2 separate regions of the Homo sapiens genome follow, and region 1 is linked to region 2. A link is a loop called in an ENCODE intact Hi-C map of the cell type or tissue named here. Cell type or tissue: B cell. All regions are shown on one strand. Each heading gives the region's core, and the rest is flanking DNA. Links, peaks and the distances in the headings are about the cores only.

Region 1 (6,430 bases), core at 1-5,000, 77 kb after region 2:
CCACGTTGCAGCCTGTGTCAGAGCGTCGTTCCCTTCTATTGATTAATTTTCCATCATAGGCTGGGTATAGTGGCCCTGTGGGAGGCCAAGGTGGGAGGATTGCTTGATGTCAAGAGGTCAAGACCAGCCTGGGCAACATAGGGAGACTCCATTTCTACAGGAAAAAAAAAAAAAAATTAGTGGCATGCAGCTGTAGTCCTGGGTACTCAGAAGGCTGAGGCAGGAGAATCACTTGAGTCGGGGGGCGGGGGGGGTGGGTCAAGGGTGCAGTGAGCTATAATCGTACCACTATAATCCAGCTTGGGCAACAGTGCAAGACCCTGTCTTAAAAATCCGTTGTATGAATAGAGCATGTCGTGTGTATCCATTTATTAGTTGATGTATATTTGAACTGTTTCCATTTTGGGCCTACTGTGAATAGGGCTGCTATGAACATTTATGTATCCGTTTTTGTGTGTATGTTCAGTGTGTTTTCAATTCTCTTGGTTGTATGGGTAGAATTTCTGGGCCAAATGTTCATGCTATGATTAACTATCTGAGGAGCTGCTGGAGTGTTTTCCAAAGCAGCGCACCATTTTACATTCCCACCAGCATTGTATGACGAGTCCAATTTAATAGATTCATGTTCCACTGAGAAACCTGTAAATTTGGGTTTACAGGATTCCTCTGCCCTTGAACGCCTTAAATTTGCAAAGTTTGCTGGCCTGCTGGGGGAGAGGCCTGCCTTCCTACCTGTGAAGCAGGGGGCCCTGTAAATCACAGAACAGGTTGGAAGGGTTTTCCTGGGGCGGTGTGAATGTTGGGGCCACAAAGAAAGCTCACCCCTTCACCCCTTACTCCTTCAGGGTGGGTTGTCATGTATTGGGGAGTTTATTCTGAGGTGTGACACTTCAGGTATGGGCTTGATCGTACGATCAATTTAGTCCAGTCCTATCCTGATAAAAAGGAGAGTTGATTTCTATAGAACCTCTGCAAATAACCGCATAGCTATTCTAGGTGCTTTTAACCCCAAAGTATCAAGCCAGGCTGATTTTTTTCCAAGAATTCACCTTGATTACTTCCCACTTGGATTCTTACATAAAATGCTTCTGAACTAGAAGTTTCTATATGTAGACTTTCTTTTCTTTCCTTTTAATTCAAGCACATTTAAAGGATTAGAGACTCAATTTTTTTTTTCCTTTTTGAATTTTTTTGAGACGAAGTCTGACTCTTGTCGCCCAGGCTGGAGTGCGGTGGTGCGATCTCGGCTCACTGCAACCTCTGCCCCCTGGGTTCAAGCAATTCTCCTGTCTCAGCCTCCCAAGTAGCTGGGACCACAGGTGCCCGCCGCCATGACCGGCTAATTTTTGTATTTTTAGTAGAGATGGGGTTTCACTATGTTGCCCAGTCTGGTCTCAAACTCCTGACCTCAGGTGATCCACCCGCCTCAGCCTCCCAAAGTGCTGGAATTACAGGCGTGAGACACTGCGCCTGGCCTTTTTTAAAACAAAACAAAACAAAACAAAACAAAACTCTCCCTGTGTTGCCCAGGCTGGCCTGCAACTCCTGGGCTTGTGATCCACCTCAGCCTCCCAGTGTTGGGTTTACAGGCATGAGCCACTGCGTGCAGCTGCAACTGCATTTCTTGACTGCAGCTCAAGAAGCTGTTTTCCTGTACCTGTAGGGTTGCCAGATAAAACAGTACCCCCAGTGAAATTTGGTTTTCAGATAAACAATGAATAGTCCTTTTTAGTAGAATTTGGTCCCAAATATTGCACAGGACATACAAGACATACTTATGCTAAAATATTAGATGAATTTATCTGAAATTTAAACTTAATTGGGTATCCTGTTTTTTTATTTTCAAATCTGTTAGCTCTACCTGTTGCGTCAGCCTTATGGGTCTGTGTAAACCAATCAGACCAGAGCACCGTTCCGTTCAGACCCCATAACCTTTGCATAGCCTATTTCCTTACTACCCTCTGGCGGTAGGAGAATGTTTTGCACCCACACGAGGAGCGTGTTAAAGTCTCTGATCCAACAGACCCCAGAGACCGAGCAGTTTCATCCTGTGCCTCAGCCACAGGTCAGAAGCAAACACAGACACAAAACCTCGTTGACCCCGATTTCATAGAACTTTATCTTCCGGGGCACGAAGAGTAGTCTCTTCATTGGCAAATCGACAAGCAGGCAAAAACTGACAAAGATCACAGCGTGGCCAAACAACACAAGTAGGTTCCGAGTCATTGCCACTGCCAGTGAAGAACTGTCCGTCCGCGCTGTGTGAACCGTAACTAGAATCCGAACCCCAGGCCCGGCATGGTGGCTCCAGCCTGTAACCCCAGAGTTGTCCACGCTGTGGAAACCGGAACTAGAGTCCGAATCCCAGGCCCCGCACGGTGGCTCCAGCCTGTAGCCCCAGAGTTGTCGGCGCTGTGCAAACCGGAACTAGAATCGGATCCCCAGGCCTGCTGAGGCAGGAGGATCACGTGAGCCCAGGAATTTTAAGACCAGGCTGGGAAACATAGACCCCATCTCTACAAAATAATTTTTTTTAACTGGGGGTGGTGGGTGGTGCACATCTGTAGTCCCCTGAGGCAGGAAGATCTCTTGAGCCCAGTAGGTGGAGGATGTAGTGAGCTGTGTTCCTGCCACTGCACTCTAGCCTGGGTGACAGTAAAACCCTGTCTCAAAAAAAACAAACAAAAACCCAGCTTGGCAAAGGAGCAGAAACGTAAGTTTGAAGTGGGCAAAACGAGAGGAATGAACATTAAGTTCAATTATTCCTTGGGGCTGGGTGCTGCGGCTTACAACTGTAATCCCAGCACTCTGGGAGGCTGAGGCAGGCCGATCACGTGAGGTCAGGAGTTTGAGACCAGCCTGGCCTCAAGTGATCTGCCCACTTCTGCCTCCCAAGGTGCTGGGATTACAGGTGTGAGCCACCACATCTGGCCTTTTTCTTTCTTCCTTTCCTTTTCTCCTTTTTTTTTTTTTCTGTGCCTGCTTGGCTCGCTCTCTCTCCCCTCCTCCATCCCTCCCTCCCTCCCTCCCTCCTCTCCCTCCCTCCCTCCCTTCTTCCCTTCCTGCCTGCCTTCCCTCCTGTTTCTCTGTCTGACTCTGTCTCTCTGTCTCTGTCTCTGTCTGTCTCTGTCTGTCTCTTCCTCTGTGTGTCTCTGTGTCTGTCTCTCTCTCTCTCTCTCTGTGTGTGTGTCTCTCTTTCTGTGTGTGTCTCTTTAGAGTAGGGGGTCATACTGTGTTGCCCAAGCTAGTCTCGACCTCCTGGGCTCTAGCAGTCCTCCCACCTTGGCCTCCCAAAGCCCTGGGATGTACGTGAGCCACCATGCCCAGACTTATGTGGGAATTTTTTTTTTTTTTTGAGACGGAGTCTCATTCTGTCACCCAGGCTAGGGTGCAGTGGTGCGATTTCGGCTCGCTGCAACCTCGGCCTCCAGGGTTCAAGCGATTCTCCTGCCTCAGCCTACCAAGTAGCTGGGATTACAGGCACCCACCATCATGCCTGGCTAATTTTTGTATTTTTAGTAGAGATGGGGTTTCACTATGTTGTTGGCCAGGCTGGTCTTGAACTCCTGACCTCAAGTGATCTGCCCGCCTTGGCCTCTCAGTGCTGTGATTATAGGTGTGAGCTTTCAGTGACAAAATTGGGGGACACACCCAGGGCCACCAGGGACGTGTGGGTCAACCTGGCTTTCTTTTGAACCTGGTGGTCAGCAGGTGCCTGAGCTGCTCCTCACCCCTCCCCATTGCCCTGGCCTCTTCCTGCACAGGTCAGCCCCTCCTCCACACTGGCCAGCCTCAGCGACAGGACCCAGTTCCCATCCTTCTTTCAGACCCTGCTCAGTCACCTCACGACCACCCATGCAGTGGTGCAGCTGATGCTTCACTTCCGATGGTCTTGGGTGAGCGTCCTGGCGCAGGGGGACGACTTTGAGCTGCAGGGCAGGTCTCTGGTCGTCCAGGAGCTGGGCCAGGCTGGGGTCTGCATTGAATTCCAACTCTGCATCCCCACCCGGGAGTCCCTGAAGATGAAAAACATCATCTGGCTGATGGAGAACTGTACGGCCACCATCATCCTGGTTTTCCTTAACAGCTAGCACTTCAGACTCATCCTGCAGTGCCTGGCAGGCCGAGGCATCCTGGGCCAGGTCTGTGTCAGCTGGGACACTCTGCACATGGCGCTGGTCCTGACTGTGCCAGTGCCTTCTGGGTTCTGCAGGGCTCATTCAGCCTCCTGCTTTGCAACAGCCAGCCCCCCGACTTCCCTGCGCCTTGCCAGGACCCCAGAAGACATGTTCATATGGAGATTCTGGGAGGTCACCTTCAAGTGCACATAGCCCCATAGCAGCTGGGGGCCAGCAGGGAAAAGCACAGCGGCTGCAGGAGTCCAGTTCTGCTCAGGAAATGAGAGTCTGAGGGTTGAGCACTACCCTTTCCAGAAGGAAAGCAAAGTACACATCGCCTACACAGTGGTCTATGCCATCGCCCAGGCCCTGGCAGGCTGCAAGCATGGGGACCAGGGGTGTGCCGATGCCTGGGACTTCCAGCCCTGGCTGGTGAGAGGCGAACGTGTGGAGTGGGGCTGAGCATGGTGGCTCACGCCTGTAGTCCCAGTACTTTGGGAGACCAATGTGGGAGGATCATTCGAGCCCAGGAGTTCAAGATCAGCCAGGGAAACACAGTAAGACACTGAATCTACAAAAAAATTTTTAAATCAGCCAAGCATGGGCTGGGCACAGTGGCTCACGCCTGTAACCCCCACATTTTGGGAGGCAGAGGCAGGTGGATTACGAGGTCAGGAGATCTCGAGACCATCCTGGCTAACACAGTGAAACCCCATCTCTGCTAAAAATACAAAAAATTAGCCAGGCGTGATGGTGGGCGCCTGTAGTCCCAGCTACTCAGGAGGCTGAGGTAGGAGAATTCCTTCAACCTGGGAGGGCAGAGCTTGCAGTGAGCCGAGATTACACCACTGCACTCCAGCCTGGGTGACAGAGCGAGACTATCTTTAAAAAAAAAAAAGTCGTGATGGTGCACGCCTCTAGTCACAACTACTTGGAAGGCTCAGGTGTGAGGATCGCTTGAGCCCAGGAGGTTGAAGCTACAGCAAGCCATGATGGTGCCACTGCACTCCAGCCTGGGCAACAGAGTAAGACCTTGTCTCAAAAACAAACTGTGGAGTAGATGATTCAGGGAAGGGGAGACAGCAGGAAACTCACTTGGTCTCCTGGTGGGGAGGACAGGGGCAGTGCTCCTCAGTGAGGATATCTTGTATTCACAGCCCTAAGCCACATCTTAGCAGGAGCACTGGACGAAGATTTTTTTTTTTTTGAGACGGAGTTTCGCTCTGTCCAGGCTGGAGTGCAATGGTGTGATCTCAGCTAACTGCAACCTCTGCCTCCTGGGTTCAAGCAATTCTTCTGCCTCAGCCTTCTGAGTAGCTGGGATTATAGGCATGTGCCATCACGCCTGGCTAATTTTGTATTTTTAGTAGAGATGGGGTTTCACCATGTTGGTCAGGCTGGTTTTGAATTCCTGACCTCAGATGATTTGCCCACCTTGGCCTCCCAAAGTGCTAGGATTACAGGCATGAGCCACCGTGCCGGGCTGAGGAATTTTTTGTTTTGTTTTGTGTTAAGACAGTGCCTTGCTTTGTTGTTCAAGCTGGAATACAGTGATGCATTCACAGCTCACTGCAGTCTCAACCTCCTGGGCTCAAGCGATCCTTCAGCCTCCCGAGTAGCTGGGACTACAAGCATGCACCACCACGCCCAGCTAATTTTTGTATTTTCACCATGATGCCCAGGCTGGTCTCAAACTTCTGGGCTCAAGCGATCTGTCCACTTTGGGGTAAGTGTTGGGATCACAGGCATAAGCTACCATGCCTGGCCAGGATGAGGGGTCTTAAGTCCATGCTAGGTTTGTGACTGAGGGATCAGGATGTCTAGGTGTTCAGGGACTGACCTGTGTAGGTCCCGCCAGGATTTTACTCCACTTGGAGTGTGATGGGAAGGCCAAGGAGGAAGTGTTTGCTCAGACGGAATCCCTGGAGCAGGGGCCACACTGTGGCTTTTGTGCGTTCCTTCCTCCGTGGAAAAAAAAATTCTTAATTCAATTTTACCATTGCCTTGGTCTAAAGATGAATATATCCTGGGTTGGACTCATTATTATATGTTCATTATTACTTTTTTTTGAGACAGAGTCTTGCTCTGTCGCCCAGGCTGGAGCGTAGTGGCATGATCTTGGCTCACTGCAACCTCCGTCTCCCGGGTTCAAGTGACTCTTCTGCCTCAGCTTCCTGAGTGGCTGGGATTACAGGCGTGAGCCACCACGCCTGGCTAATTTTTGTATTTTTGGTAGGGACGGCATTTCACCATATTGGTCAGGCTGGTCTTGAGCTCCTGACCTCGTGATCTGCCTGCCTCGGCCTCCCAAA
Region 2 (8,459 bases), core at 2,075-7,074:
CTCGCTGTGTCACCCAGGCTGGAGTACAGTGGTGCTATCTTGGCTCACTGTAGCCTCCACCTGCCAGGTTCAAGCGATTCTGCTGCCTCGGCCTCCCAAGTAGCTGAGATTAGAGGTGCACACCACCACACCCAGCTAATTTCTGTATTGTAGTAGAGACGAGGTTTTGCCAGGCTGGTCTTGAACTCCTGACCTCAGGTGGTCCACCCACCTCGGCCTCCCAAAGTGCTGAGATTACAGGTGTGAGGCACTGTGCTAGGCCTCAGGCAGCCTTTTATTAGCACATAAAATGTACATGTTACCATCTGTTATCTTGGAATCAATGAAATAAGAGTAATATCAGAAGGAGGAATTGAATGACTAGTGAGAGTCCATTTGAGGAGAAATACAACTCTCAAGGAAAAAATCTTGTTGCTGAGATGACAATTAACATTGACATATCCGATGCAGTACAAAATGGCAAGTCTGTGTGCCATTGTAGTCCTTCCTACCTTGCTGAATAATCATTGTTACCTGCCTTCTTTCTTATAGCCTGTGTCAGCCATAATTGTTATTTTATTGCAAGATTTTTAAAGTTCATAATGTGGGGGGAAGCCAAACAGCACAGAAGAGTATATGGTTTGTTTGTTTGTTTGTTTGTTTGTTTGTTTTGAGATGGAGTCTTGCTCTGTCGCCCAGGCTGGAGTGCAGTTGCGTGATCTTGGCTCTCTGCAAGCTCTGCCTCCCGGGTTCACACCATTCTCCTGCCTCAGCCTCCCTAGTAGCTGGGACTACAGGCGCCCGCCACCATGCCCGGCTAATTTTTTTGTATTTTCTTGGTAGAGACAGGGTTTCACCGTGTTAGCCAGGATGGTCTCAATCTCCTGACCTCGTGAGCAGCCCACCTCGGCCTCCCAAATTGCTGGGATTACAGGCGTGAACCACTGCGCCCGGCTGAGTATATGGGGTTTTTTAGTAAGCTGCCTAAACAGGGAAAAGTCACCGTCCTTATGGAGCTTCTACTCTAGCTTTTATACTGAAATACCTTTTGGTCAGTAATCGTGTGTGTGTGTATGCATGTGTGCATTTTGAGGCTTTTATTTATAAAAGAAAACATAATATGCCTGGAAGCTAATAGGTGCTCATTTAAGTGTGTGATCTCTGGCTGCTTAGAAGGCCTATATAGGAAACTCAACCCTAATTAAAGAAAAAAGTTATGTGAAATTACATGAACACACTGGTGCAGGACCATGTAAATATTAGCAGCATGGTTAGGAGTGAGATTCTGTCTCAAAAAACAAAGAAAAAAAAAAGGCTGGGTGCGGTGGCTCACACCTGTAATCCTAGCACTTTGGGAGGCCAAGGTGGGCGAATCACCTGAGGTCAAGAGTTTGAGACCAGCCTGGTCAACATGGTGAAACCCCGTCTCTACTAAAAATACAAAAATTAGCCAGGCATGGTAGCACATACCTGTAATCCCAGCTACTCAGGAGGCTGAGGCAGAAGAACCACTTGAACCCAGGAGGCAGAGTTTACAGTGAGCTGAAATTGCATCACTGCACTCCAACCTGGGTGACAGAGCAAGACTCTGTCTCAAAAAAAAAAAAAAAAAAGAAGAAGATAAAGTATATGGGAAAGCACAAGACTTGGAATAGTTAAAATAACTTTGAAAAAGAAAAAAAGTGGCCGGGCGCAGTGGCTCATGCCTGTAATCCCAGCACTTTGGGAGGCCAAGGCGGGTGGATCATGAGGTCAGGAGATCGAGACCATCCTGGCTAACATGGTGAAACCCTGTCTCTACTAAAAATACAAAAAAAAAAAAAAAAAAAAAAATTAGCTGGGCATGGTGGCGGGCGCCTGTAGTCCCAGCTATTCGGGAGGCTGAGGCAGGAGAATGGCGTGAACCCGGGAGGTGGAGCTTGCGGTGAGCCGAGATCGCGCCACTGCGCTCCAGCCTGGGCAACTGAGCAAGACTCTGTCTCAAAAAAAAAAAAAAAAAAAAAAAAAGTGGGAGGAATAACTGCACCTGATGTTGTTACTCTGTAGCCGTGGTAACCCAATGTGGTATTGGCAGACACATAGATCAGTGGAACGGAATCGAGAACCCGGAAATAGACCTGCAAAGATATTCCTGACTGATTTTTTAAGGAGCAAAAGCTATTCAATGCAGGAAAGATAGCCTTTTCCAGATGGTGCAAGAACAATTGGCCATCTGTGGTGTAATAAAACCTACATTTCATCTTTTTTCTTTTTTTTTTTAGATGGAGTTTTGCTCTTTTGCCCAGGCTGGAGTGCAGTGGTGCGATCTCAACTCACTGCAGCCCCTGCCTTCCAGTTTCAAGCTGCCTCAGCCTCTCGAGCAGCTGCAATTACAGGCACCTGCCACCATGCCTGGCTAATTTTTGTATTTTTAGTAGAGCCAGGGTTTCACCATGTTGACCTCGTGATCCGCCCGCTGGCCTCCTAGAGTGCTGGGATTACAGGCATGAGCCACCGCGCCTGGCCCTTACATTTGATCTTTATCCCTGGTTCCTGGCACAGAGCTAAAAGCCTTGGAATTTTGTGAATAATAGGAATAGGGTTTGCAATTCATAAGGAGCCCGTTTCGACCACACCTGAGTTTATGCTAATGAGGTGACTCCAGTGGGACCCATAGATATCTTCAGGATGGGGATAGTCACCTTAAAGAAGGTATGGACCCTCTCTCTGCCCCACGATTGAGAGAGCTGGGTTGGTGAACACATCTGAGTGCTGGGAGGATGGCTCACCCAGACGGTACATGGATGCACTGCACCTTCAGTGCCCCTGACCAGACCTTAGCTGTGCATCTCTTCCATTTGGCAGTTCCTGAGTTATATCCATTAAAATAAACTGGAAAGACTGGGCATGGTGGCTCATGCCTGTAATCCCAGCACTTTGGGAGGCCATGGTGGGAGGATTGCTTGAGCCCGGGGGTCTGAGACCAGCCTTAGCATTATAGTGAGACCCCATCTCTTAAAAAAAAAAATTAGCTGGGTATGGTAGCGCACACCTGTAGTTCCAGCTACTCGGGAGGCTGAGGTGAGGATCACTTGAGCCTGGAAGGTCAAGGCTGCAGTGATTCATGATGGCACCACTGCACTCTAGCCTCAGTGACAGAGTGAGACCTTGTCTCAAAAAAAAAAAAAACATAGCTTTCAAAACTGAGCAATTTTTTTAAAAATTAGAAAATGGGCAAAAGATACGAACAGATACTTTAATGAAGAGGGTATACAAATGCCAAAAAAATCATTAAAGTGTGCTCAAACTTGTTAGCAATTAAGGGAAATGCAAATTGAAACCACAATGATATATCAGTACATACCTATCAGAATGGCCAAAATAAAAAATAGCAAAACACAAATGCTGATAAAAATGTGAAGTGGATTCACACATTCATTGGTGGTGGGAGTGTAAAATGGTCCAGCTACTCTGCATGAGAGTGTGGCAGCTTCTTACAACACTAATAAGCACGTGTTCATTGTGTGACCTAGAAACTGCACTCTTGGGCTTTTATCCCAGAAAAGTGAAAACTTACGTTCACAGAAAAATCTGTACACGAATGTTCATAGCAGCTTTATTTTTAATAGCAAAATACTTAAAACGATCCTAATATCTCTCAGTGGGAGAAGGTTTAAACTGCTATATACCATAGAATACTACTTCTCAATAAAATGGAATGAACTGTTGATACATACTACTTCAATGCCTCTCAAAGGAATTATGTTCAGTGAAAAAGCCAATCTGAAGAGGCCACATACTGTATGATCCCACTTATATGACACTGTGAAGGCAAAATTGTAGCAGTGGACTACTTAGATTAGCTGTTCCTGGGGTTATGGGTGGGGAGGGAGTGACTACCAAGAGGCAGCAGGAGGATTTTTGGGCAGTGGAGCTATTCTTTGTCCCGAGTTTGTTGGTGGATATGAGTTAAAATTCATAAAACTGAATACCAAAATGTGTGGTGTATGTAAATTTAAAATATATAAACTGTTCAGATATACATTTTAAAAATCAGTTCACACAAAAACGACCAAAATGGCATCCTCATAAGCGCCTCTATCTGGAAAACTGAAATGGGAAGCAGCTCCTGGCCCTATCCTGCCTTCCAGGGGGGCTACATTTATATGGGGCTTTGCCAAAGCCCTCACCCCAGCTGCCACTCACATTTCCCTCATTTCAGCAGCTCCTGAATCCCTGGGGTGGGTAATCTTTGAGTTCTATCCACTCCTTGAAACTGTAGAACCCATTTTAGCGCATCAGTGTCTCTGGGTCTCCACCTCTTGTCTCCCCAGTACTGGGTCTGCTGGTCCCTGTCTCTGTATCTCTGTCCAGATCTGTCTCAGCCTCGAGTGCTCCTTTTCTCTGGGTCTCTCTCTTTTCCTGAGCCTGAGCTGGTCTCTTTCTTTTCTTGAGCCCATGCTGGTCTTTCCCTTTCTTGATCCTGGGCTGGTCTCCCTCCTTTCTTAACCGTGAGCTGGTCTCTCCCTTTCCGTGTCCGACTCTGTACATCTCTGTTTCGGGGACCCCAGGGCGTCTTGGTCTGCCCCCGAGCGTCTGTGGGCCTTCATGCTTCTCTCCCTCCCGGTCTGCGCGTCTTTTTGTCTTTGTTTCTCCGTTTCTCACCGTCTTTGTTTCTCCGGGTCTCTGGCTGTCAGGGGTCTATTATTTACCCGCTTGTTTACTTCGTTGCCATGGTGCCCAAAATGACGCAGGCGCCGGAGTGGGCGGGACGCCGGGAGGCCACACTCGCGTCTGATTGGCCATGCGCACTGTCACCTGTCACGGCTCCCTTGCTCGCCCCGGTGCGCGGCACAGCCTCGCGGCATTGTGGGAGTCGTAGTCCGCGGTGAGGCCCAGTGCGCAGGCGCAGTTTGCCGGCCGCCATCGCGCACTGGGGCTCCGGGCGGCTGGGACCGGCCTGGGGTAGCTGCGCAGCAGGTGGGTCGGTCCCGGGGATGCAGCGCGGGGGTCAGAGAGCGACCCCAACAGGGTAGACGGTGAGGACGCCTCAGTGGGCAGCGTTAGGGAAAGGGGCCAGGGTGTTCCCGGGGTTGGGGTGCGAGCCCCCGCTGTGCGTCCAGGAGGCCGAGGGTCTGGCATCCCTTCGCGTGGAGTGCGGGGCAGGGGCCGGGTCCCCCCGGAGGTGGCTGAGATCCAGATCGGTGAGGGGCCCTGCAGGCAGGTAGGGAACTAGTGCAACCCCCACCCCGTGTAGGCTCGTGGAGGGGAGGCGCTTAGGGCACCCTGTGGGTGGGAGAACAGGAAGGGGCGGCTCCTGATGGGGGAGAGATGAGGGAGGGGGAGGCTCCTGATGGGGGAGAAAGGGGGGAGGGGAAGGCTCCTGAGGGGGGCGAAAAGGGGGAGGGGGAGGCTCCTGAGTGGGGAAGAGAAGGGAGGGGGAGGCTCCTGAAGGGAAGAGGAGGGGAGGAAGTGGGGGCTGAGGGTGTGAGGATGTGAGGGTGTCCGTGGTGGGGGGACGCTGGGCAGGCTGTGGCCCCAGGGGCTGGAGCAGGGAAGGGATGGAGGGTGCGGGGACCAAAGGGGTGCCTAGAATGGGCATTGTCTCTGCTGCCCCCACCCTTGGAATATCTCGCCTCTCCCCAGTCACCTGGGGGTGGGTTCTGTTTGAGTTAGGTGTCTGCGCCCACCCCGGAGACCTCTCTCGTGGAAGAGGCAAGAGTGGGTGTACTGGCTTCGGTCCTGACCCAGGGGGTTGGGGTGGGGGCCTGACTCACCCTCCCATCACTCCTTCCCCATTTCCTTTCTCTCACCCTCCTGGGCTCCTTCCTTTTCCCAATCCCCCTCTACCCCCGTCCAGACTATCTGGCTTTCCCTGCTCTTGCTCCTTCCTCTCCTGTCTTCTCTCTCCCTGCTACCTTCCCTCCCCGCTTCCCCCATTTCTGTCTGCCCTCCTTCCACTTTCCCATATATTCGCCTGTGTCCTTGCTGACTCCTGGGCGAGGCTGAGTGGCACAGTCACTTGGTTCCATGTCACCTCCTCGGTTCCATTTCACTTCCCCCATCCCATCATGTCCTGCGGATGGTTTCCTGCCCTGGAGTCAGAGCGGGACCACGTGTCGCATCGAGTTGCTGTTTTCTGTGCATGATGCTTGAATCTGTGACTTCCTGGGTATTTCTGGCCTCGGGTTTTCGGGGAGCCTAGGCCAGTTGCGCAGGACATCTCTCTGGTTCTGTCTGTCCTGGCGAGTGGATCAGGGACCACAAAAGGCAGCTGAGATGTGAACGACGACCCTTACTCCATGTTTTTTCATTCTTTTAAAAGCACTTTTACCCCTTTTTATAATGAGTAAGTGATCTGTGGATGAAGCCAGGGCAGACCCTGGGAATATCCGGCGACCCATCAACAACCACATCCCATGCATTGAGCTTCCCTGGCTGATCCTCAGGCCTGTGGCTGTGGGGTGGTTTGCTAGACCCTGCCGATGAGTGTGGTGGGATGGAGAGCTGCGATGAATATTCCTCAGGTGGCCAGGGCTGGGCCCACGGAGGGCCAAACCAGGCTTGAGCTCTGCTCAGCCCAGGATGAAGGGGATTTGCTGCAGGACTCTGGAGACCCACCAGGCTTGGGACCCCTCAGCTCAGCCACCCCTCACCCACCGTGGAGCTCTCTGCCTCAGCTTCTGTATTCCAGGCCTCTGGGTGCAGCAAAGCCTACAGGACTGGCTCAAGACTTGTGCAGATTGCTTCATTTGCTGAGGCTGGGGGGCTGGGCTCCAGGAAAATCCCATCTGAGGCAAATCCTGGACAGTCCCAAGATTAGGGGAGGGAGGTTTGCCCAGTGACCAAGCCAGACTCCAACGAGGTGTGGCCTCATTCAAGCAGGCTGTGGCAGGAAAGGGTCCCAGTGGTATCTCTATTTTGTTTGTTTGTGAGACACGGGCTCATTCTGTCGCCCAGGCTGGAGTGCAGTGGCCAATCACAGCCTCCAACTCCTGGGCTCAAGCAGTCCTCCTGCTTAAGACTCCCCAGGCTCTGAGATTATAGATGTACGCTGCCGCACCTGCCCCGGTGAGATCTCTGAGAGTCCTCTTGACAGTGTGGCCAGGAATGGGGCTGAAGGAGGCAAGAAGACACAGGGCCAGAGATTTCTGGAGGCTCTTGAGATGGCCTCATCCTCCTGGCTGTGAGCATCAGGGTCCCAGTAGGAAGGGAGATGAACAGGGAGAGGCTGTTTTCACAGGAGGCAGCAGCTTCCTTGGAGTTGGGCGTTTTAGGAGACCCCTGGTTCCATGGAAGCTTCTGCTTTGCAGGTGAATGGAGGAAGTGGAGGCAGAGGTGGCTTCCCAGAGAGGCTCACAACTTGTAATGCTGAGGGGGAAGGGCACAGAGGCGAGGAGCTCCCGTTCCTGTCCCCAGGGGCTGACATGTGTCCCCCACTGTCTTGGCCAGTGACCCAGCCGGAGGGTGTCCCGTCCTCCCCACGTCATCCCGCCCCTGCCAATGGCCGAGGACCCTTGCTCATTCTACCTAGACCCCGATGCCTCCACCATGCTCAGAGCTGGGAAGTTGGAGCAGGAGGAGAGGGGCTGGGGGAGCTGGCTGGGATCTGCCCACTGTGGAGGCCATGAGGGCTAGAGGGGAGGGCCGGCAGGAGGCCTCTTAAAGGGCAGGCTTATGGGCCTGGACGGGGAAGGATGAGTGGCAGCGTCACTTTGCAGGTGGGGTCCCAGCCTTAGTGATTGCCTGCCTCGTGCCTCTATTTCCCACTTGCACCTTGGGGCTGCATGTGGTTCCTACCCCTCTGGGATTGTGAGGTTCTGATGAGGGAAGGTTCTGTGCACACACATTATGGAGCTCACAGTTTGTTTTGTGGAGACAGGTTCTCTGCAAGGTGAACAAGCCTCTGGCGTCCTAAGAAAGCCAAAATTACATGCCTGCAGGACCACACCTCTGTCCATGCACCAAGTAGAGCTCTGTGCCTCCATTGCCAGGGGGTAGAGCTGGCGTCACGCCTCCCATCAGGAGAGGCTCCAGAACAGGGGTTAGCGTACCCACCTGCAGGCCAGCAGTGACCTGTTTTGTTTGTATTCATTAGAGACAGGATCTTGCTGTGTCGCTTATGCTGGAGTACAGTGGCACAAACATAGCTCACTGCAGCCTCCAACTCCTGGGATTAAGGGGTCCTCCCACATTAGCCTCCCATGTAGCTGGGACCACAGGTGTGTGCCACCACGCCTGGCTAATTTTTTTTTTTTTTTTTTTTTTTTTTTTTTGCGACAGGGTCTCACTCTGTTACCCAGGCTGCAATGTGGTGTTGTGATCACAGCTCACTGAAGCCTTGACCTCCTGGGTTCAGGTGATCCTCCAACCTCAGTCTCCAGAGTAGCTGGGACCACAGGCATGCACCACTGTGCCTAGCTAATTTTTCTATTTTTTGTAGAGATGAAGTTTTGGTATGTTGCCCAGGCTGTTCTTGAGCTCCTGGGCTCAAGCTGTCC

Evidence for each region. Peaks named below come from ENCODE experiments on the same cell type or tissue, not always from the same donor. Only the 100,000 strongest peaks of a DNase experiment are listed, where the experiment ranks them.
Region 1: it touches region 2 in a loop (5-fold over the local background); 10 of 110 quality-filtered maps call a loop at or near these places.

The regions. Positions count from the first base shown.
Region 1 is chr19:58,017,616-58,024,045 of GRCh38, reverse strand. It overlaps the pseudogene VN2R19P. Among named protein-coding and RNA genes, the nearest start is that of ZSCAN1, 13 kb to the left of the region's middle. In B cell, for the core only: a CTCF peak has its summit at 1,980 (motif pointing left); a DNase peak (open chromatin) is centred at 1,955; H3K27me3 peaks cover 272 bases.
Region 2 is chr19:58,094,653-58,103,111 of GRCh38, reverse strand. It overlaps ZSCAN18 (zinc finger and SCAN domain containing 18), which reads left to right and starts at 4,881. Exons shown (of 7, transcript NM_001145543.2): 1 at 4,881-4,938. In B cell, for the core only: no CTCF peak of the experiment used is centred there; DNase peaks (open chromatin) are centred at 4,731, 5,461 and 6,162; H3K4me3 peaks cover 1,687 bases; H3K27ac peaks cover 2,304 bases.